2 separate regions of the Homo sapiens genome follow, and region 2 is linked to region 1. A link is a contact called in ENCODE Hi-C or POLR2A ChIA-PET data. All regions are on one chromosome and are shown on one strand. Each heading gives the region's core, a stretch centred on a gene start or an enhancer-like site at or near the end of the contact. The rest is flanking DNA. Distances are from core to core; before and after follow the strand shown.

What was found. Hi-C counts contacts between places; a loop is a spot of excess contacts on that map. ChIA-PET counts read pairs that join two places held with the same protein, here RNA polymerase II (POLR2A). Pooled maps may share reads with other maps.
Region 2: a loop to region 1 is called in a map of ascending aorta, with 1.9 times the contacts of the local background. The contact joins two enhancer-like sites. A Hi-C loop is called at or near these places in 7 of 168 maps with a recorded cell type or tissue (PC-3, SK-MEL-5, aorta and 4 more) and 5 of 50 pooled maps. POLR2A ChIA-PET finds 5 or more read pairs at or near these places in 4 of 52 experiments (AG04450, HEK293, MCF 10A and 1 more).

The regions. Positions count from the first base shown.
Region 1 is chr20:10,918,544-10,921,393 of GRCh38, reverse strand. No RefSeq gene overlaps it. Among named protein-coding and RNA genes, the nearest start is that of LINC02871, 110 kb to the left of the region's middle. Within about 2 kb of position 1,458, at least 4 of the 41 ENCODE cell types and tissues checked have a DNase peak (open chromatin) inside an H3K27ac peak, as active enhancers do; they include ascending aorta, where a contact is called at or near this core.
Region 2 is chr20:10,981,209-10,984,243 of GRCh38, reverse strand. No RefSeq gene overlaps it. Among named protein-coding and RNA genes, the nearest start is that of LINC02871, 44 kb to the left of the region's middle. Within about 2 kb of position 1,408, at least 8 of the 41 ENCODE cell types and tissues checked have a DNase peak (open chromatin) inside an H3K27ac peak, as active enhancers do; they include ascending aorta, where a contact is called at or near this core.

The DNA.
Region 1 (2,850 bases), core at 209-2,708:
TTAACAAACTAATTAACAAAACAATAAACAAATTAAGTAATAAAAATATTAAATGTCTTTATAGAAAATTAAAGATATATGGACTTTATTTGGATTCTGATTGGAAAGCCAACTGTAAAAGACATTTTTGAGACAATCAAGGAAAACTGAACACCAACTGCATATTCGATGATGCTAAAGAATTAATATTAATTGTGTTATGTGATAGTGTTTTTGTGCTGATGCTAAAAAGAACATATAAATAATGTCCACCAGCTTCATCCATATTGTTGCAAATGGCAGGATATTCTTTCTTAAGGTCTAATAATATTCCATTGCATATACATACCAAAATTTCTTTGTCCTTGAGGACTATAGTTAATAATATTGTATTATACACTGAAAACTTGCTAAAGGGGTAGATTTTATAGTAGATTTTATGTTGTTACCACAAAAAGAAAAAGGCAACCTGAGGTAATGGATTTGTTAATTCGCTTGACTGATGCTTGAGCATCCTTCCTGCTTCCTGACACCTCTCTTTCCCTCTCGAGCATCCCATGCTTTTTAGGAAACAAACTGGACTCTTGGGTTACTAGTCATGCTGATGTTCTTTCCTATCCACCCACCTTTCCAAACAGAATGAAATGAAATGAAACACTCCATGATATAGAAAGGCAGAAAGAACTGAAAACCAGCTGGCTCATTATTTCCCTCCACAAACCAGGGAAGGGCACAAATAAACAAACACAATATTGCTGATGGGAAGCCAATGTAGCCTGGGCCTGGTTTTCTCCAAGAAGTGACCTCCTCTAGCAAATTAAATGCCCGGAGCCTCCCAATCTCATCTGGTCCTGATTTTCAATCAACAGTAAACTGATATCTTTTTTTTTCACTTTCATTATAGCTTGTTTTCATCTAGTTTATATTTCCAAACGTACTGGTTTTCAAGCCTGAACTGTCATATTAAACACACACACACACACACTCAAAAAAAGTGCAGGCTAGGTGACCCAGTGGCACCAGGGACGGGGCCCAGCCCTTGGCTTGTGGGAACTCCTTGGAGGTTTTCTTTTCTCTGAGCTAATCTAATTGGGAGCCACCAAGTTGTTGGATAGGATGGAAACTGAAGGAGCCCGAACTCCCTTTCTTACCCCTGTATGGGGTGCCATGCTGAGAAGGGAGAGAAGAGGATGGAAGAATCCCTAGAGATCTCTGCACACTGTGCACTCAGGCCTATTCTAGCAAGGGCACCAAGGAACTTTGAGGGAGTGGAAGGTTGGACAGAGGGGTGGCCAGTCTTACAGCAGAGATTTGTAAACCTGCCTGATGATGGAGAAAAGGGCTGACTCTCCCAGCTAGTGAGAGTGGAGGCTCATGTTTTGTGCACAGAAGGGAACAGCCAAAACCCTTCCCTCTGACTAAGTCTCAAAATAATTAGTCAGCAAATGGAATGAACACAATCGGGAATGAGTTATGAATATTCTCAGCACCCACCCGAGGTGCTTGGACAACACACCCTTCAGCACGACAAAAGCCCTTGATGGTGACCCTCATGGACCTCCGCCAGGCCTCCAGCTGCACCATTATCAGAGGATCTGAGCTCATTCCCTTGGGCAGGTGCCTCCCTCCTCTGAGCTCTCTGCAACTGGGTCAAGGCAGTCTTTCCTCCCCACTGCAAAGGGTATGACATTAGCATGGGTTGCGGGGAGTGGTAGGCACAGGGGCCCAGGCAGCCCTCAAGTCTGGAAGAAGATGTGGTGAATTTGGATTCATCATCACACAGCCTCCATTTGCTTTAGCTCCTATGTACAGTTCCAAGATGGCTTTTTCCTTTGCAGAAATGATTCAGAACATTCTTTTCTTCCAAGTTTAACTTTTCATGTAGCAGCATAAAAACATAAATCTTTGAAGTGTTGGCCTTCACGGTGTTTCTCTGAATTTTCTTTCCTCCTGGTTGATTCCAAGGCTCATTCTTTCTTCTTCTCTCCACCTCTTTTGCCAAGGTTCTTTCCATCCCTGGATGGCAGCCCTCTCCCTTCTAAGGATGCTTCAGATCTTCGCTTCCTGGTCTCTTCTTGAAGCTTCCATTTCCGTCTGGTATCAAGTTCAGAGGTCACAAAATTTTCTCCAGTTGCCATCTTTTAGTAAATGCCTTTGGTAATCTGACCATTCTCTCTTGCTCTATTTTCTCCATTTTCATACACACACACACACACACACACACACACACCCCTCCCTTTACCAATCTCTCTCCCTGCATTTTTCCCTCCTCTCCCCTTGATCTTCAGAAACACAGGGCAGCACATGCCATGCAGAATAGACCTAAATATCATGTAAGAGAAATTTGTCTCATCATGAAATAGTGGAAAAAAATAATACCAGACATCAAGAATATGAGTTCTTTATAATAAGTAGTAAAACTAAGTTTTCAGCCTCTGTTAGATATTGTGCTTTAGAGGAATTATCTGTTTCTCAAGTAATTCTGTGGGCAAGAAACCATATCATGTCCATTTGGGGATTCAGAGAGGTTAAGCAATTAGGCTGAAGTCACATGGATAGCAGGTGATGCAGTCAGAATTCCAATCCCAGCAGCCAAACTTCAGGTTCTTACTTTAAAGACACGTTATGTTAACACATTTTATGTTAACTCCTCCTCCCTCTCGAAAGTTTGGGAAAGGAGCTGGTAAACTTTCCTCTGGAGCTGAGCATAAGTTGCCTATGACCACAATTTGGCTTAGTGCTTGTGATCTGAGAAACGTTTAGAGTTCTGTTGCACAGAGGTACCCTGTTCTGTAAGGAATCCAGACATCTGCCTCCTAATAGAGAAGCCATTCTTGGCTGCATTTGGGCATGGGGCTTTTAAGAATCCCA
Region 2 (3,035 bases), core at 159-2,658, 63 kb before region 1:
ACAAGCTCCAGTCACAAATGTCACCTTCACCTACCTCTGCTAGGCCCAGTTTGTGCCCTCCTTGAGGACTTTTCCTGCAACCTGCTCATGCTTTGCTCTTTAACTCATTCAGTTTTTTTTGTTCAAATGTCAAACCATTTGTAAAGTAGCTTCCACCACAGACACCCTTTAAGTATCTGCCAATAGATACTGTCTAGGATTATTCTTGCAGCAGCTTTCCAAGATGAGCGATCATATTTCTCATGAGTTTGTTTGTACATTTAGGGCCCATACTCCCCAGAAAGAATGTAAAGCTCTATTAGTATAGGCACCAAGTGTTTTATACCTACTCTTCCAATATATGCACTTCCCATGTCCAAAACGTTCAGCGTAGGCCAGACGTGGTGGCTCACGCCTGTAATCCCAGCACTCTGGGAGGCCAAGGCGGGTGGATTGCTTGAGTCCAGGAGTTCAAGACCAGCCTGGGCAACATAGAAAACCCCATCTCTACTAAAAATACAAAAAAATAGCTGGGCATTGTGGCACATGCCTGTAATCCCCGCTACTCGGGAGGCTGAGGTGGTAGGACCACCTGCGACTGGGAGGTTGAGGCTGCAGCGAGGCAAGATTGCACCACTACACTCCAGCCTGGACAACCAGATTAAGACCCTGTCTCAAAGAAAAAAAAAATGTTCAGCATAGATACTTTCTTCTCCCACCCCTTCTCAGAACCTATTCTCACTCACATTGTTATAAATAAATGCAAATGCAGAGAAGAGAAAATATTTACATTAGGAATTTTTTAAATTCAAATTTCAGGCATCTTTCAATAAGTGCTGTCTAGCCTAGTAAATGTTTGGCAAGGTCAAGTGGGGCCCCTAAAATACTATCCCTTAGGCATCTAACAAAGGGCCTATAATGTTTTCCAATAGAGGAGCTTATAGAACAAATGTTTCCTTTATCCCAAGCACAAGATTGCCTTTGCTCTAAGAAACTGTGTCTGTTAAGAGCTAGATAGGCAAGTCATAATCAAAATTCAGAGCCTATACTAACTACATATCTAATTATGGAACATGTATTTATACTTTCTATCTCCCTTTTATCTTCATATGTGTTTCTTAAAGCTCAACTTTGAGACAGAAATGTGAATTTGAAGAGGTGTGACTGAGGATTCTGGGGCTCAGCCACAATGCGGCAGGTTATTTTATTGGTCTTTCAACAAAATATGCTTGAATGGCGTTAATTTTGCTTCCGTAATGGCTTAAATGCATCCAAGAGGCATTAGAGTCACTCACTCTTAGCAAAGATGGAAGAATAACACAGATGACAGTGCATTTAGAAAGAGGCAGACAGTGCCCGTGCTGGCTCCAGTCCTCTGTCATCAGAGATATGAGCTCTAGGTTGGCCGCTGAGCATTAGCCCATGTAGCCTGAGATGAGTTCATGGGGCTGGAATTCAAAACACTAACCAGCTGTGGGAACCCAGTGAGAAGCCTGTCACACTGAATGGTATCCAGATTAGAGCTGTGAGAATTTGGGAAAACCCTCCTCGCTAAATAAGTGTACTTCTTCATCTTCTTTCTTTCTTTCCTTTTTAAGTTTGCAATGTTTGACACAACCCTGAACCTATAGCCATGCATATTAACAATGGAGAAAAGGCAACTCTAAAAATGTTTGTTGAAGCAATGAGGGGACGTCGTAAGACTGAGTGGATGTTGGATGACCTTGTAATTATAATTTTTAGGTGTGATAATAGCATTAGGTTTATGCAGCAAAATATCCATAACTCTTTAGAGATGTGTAATGTGGAATGTAGGGGTGAAATAAAATGACACTTGGAATTTGCTTTTAAATAATTCAGAAAAAAACAGAGAGGAAAAGGAATAGATTAAACAAGTGTTGCAAGCCCTCAGTAATTGTTGAATCCGAAGTGGATTGTGAGGGTTTAAAAGAATATTCTCTCTCCTTGTAAAAGTACGTTTCAAAATAAACATAATAAAATTTATTATAAAAAAGGAAAGATAAATAATGCTAGACCAAAGGAAAAGTTATTTTCTCAGGAATGTAAAAATGCTTTTTCAGCTAAGGATTTTTCTCAAGGCCAGCCACTGTCAAATAAATAATCCACAAATTCAAAAAATGATAAACTTGTGTTCTTGGGTTTTGGAGTCTTAAGGACTCCCTTCCATGATTTATGCATTGATAGGAGTAGGCAGAAAAACTTCAATAAATGAACCAGAAAGTGGAAATGGCACATTACTTTATTTGCTACTAGATTGTCAAATACTGTTTGTAGCATTGGCCATAATGGGAATAGAACAAGATAGAGATTTGGGGTCCCATGTCTGCTTCTGTATTTTTTCCCATGAGTCCCTGTCTGACTTTCAGTGAACATGTTTATACTTCAGTTTCCACATCTGTAAAATCACAAGGTTCTACAATGTTAGAGCTAAGGTTTCTTTCAGGCCTGAAAGTAAAAATTCCAGATTATATTAGTAAATCTGCTTCAGTAACATGGGATATTAAAAAAAAGGTCAAGTTCTAGATATGAACTGGCAAATCAGGAGACCGCAAATTTATTCAGCCCTATTGAATTCTCAACACAGAAAACCCAAGTGTAACAACCTTTGCTCTTAAGAAAGTCTGACTGGCAAAAGAAATAATATAGAAAATAAACAGGTTTCAAAAGAGGTCCTAGCCTCAGCATAATTCTATTAAGAAAAAAAGACATATTGCCAACTAAAATATTTTGTGTGTTTCTAACACTGAGAATAATGGATATAAATGGCCCTGATTTATGCTTCAAAAAAGTTCAAAAATAACTTTTATTTCCTTCACAGTGATTGAAAACCACATGAAAACATGTACTTCTAGTGAAATTAAACTGTTTGAGATAGGAGAGTTAGGAGAGAAGAATGAGATCTACAAGACCACCCAAACCATTTTCTATTAGTCTCTGAAAAGGTTAGCAGGTGTTGGCTCTGCAAATAATGACTGCTTTCACAAAGATGCCCTATGTGGGAGCAGCATTTGGTGTACAAAGCTACGGCCCATTTT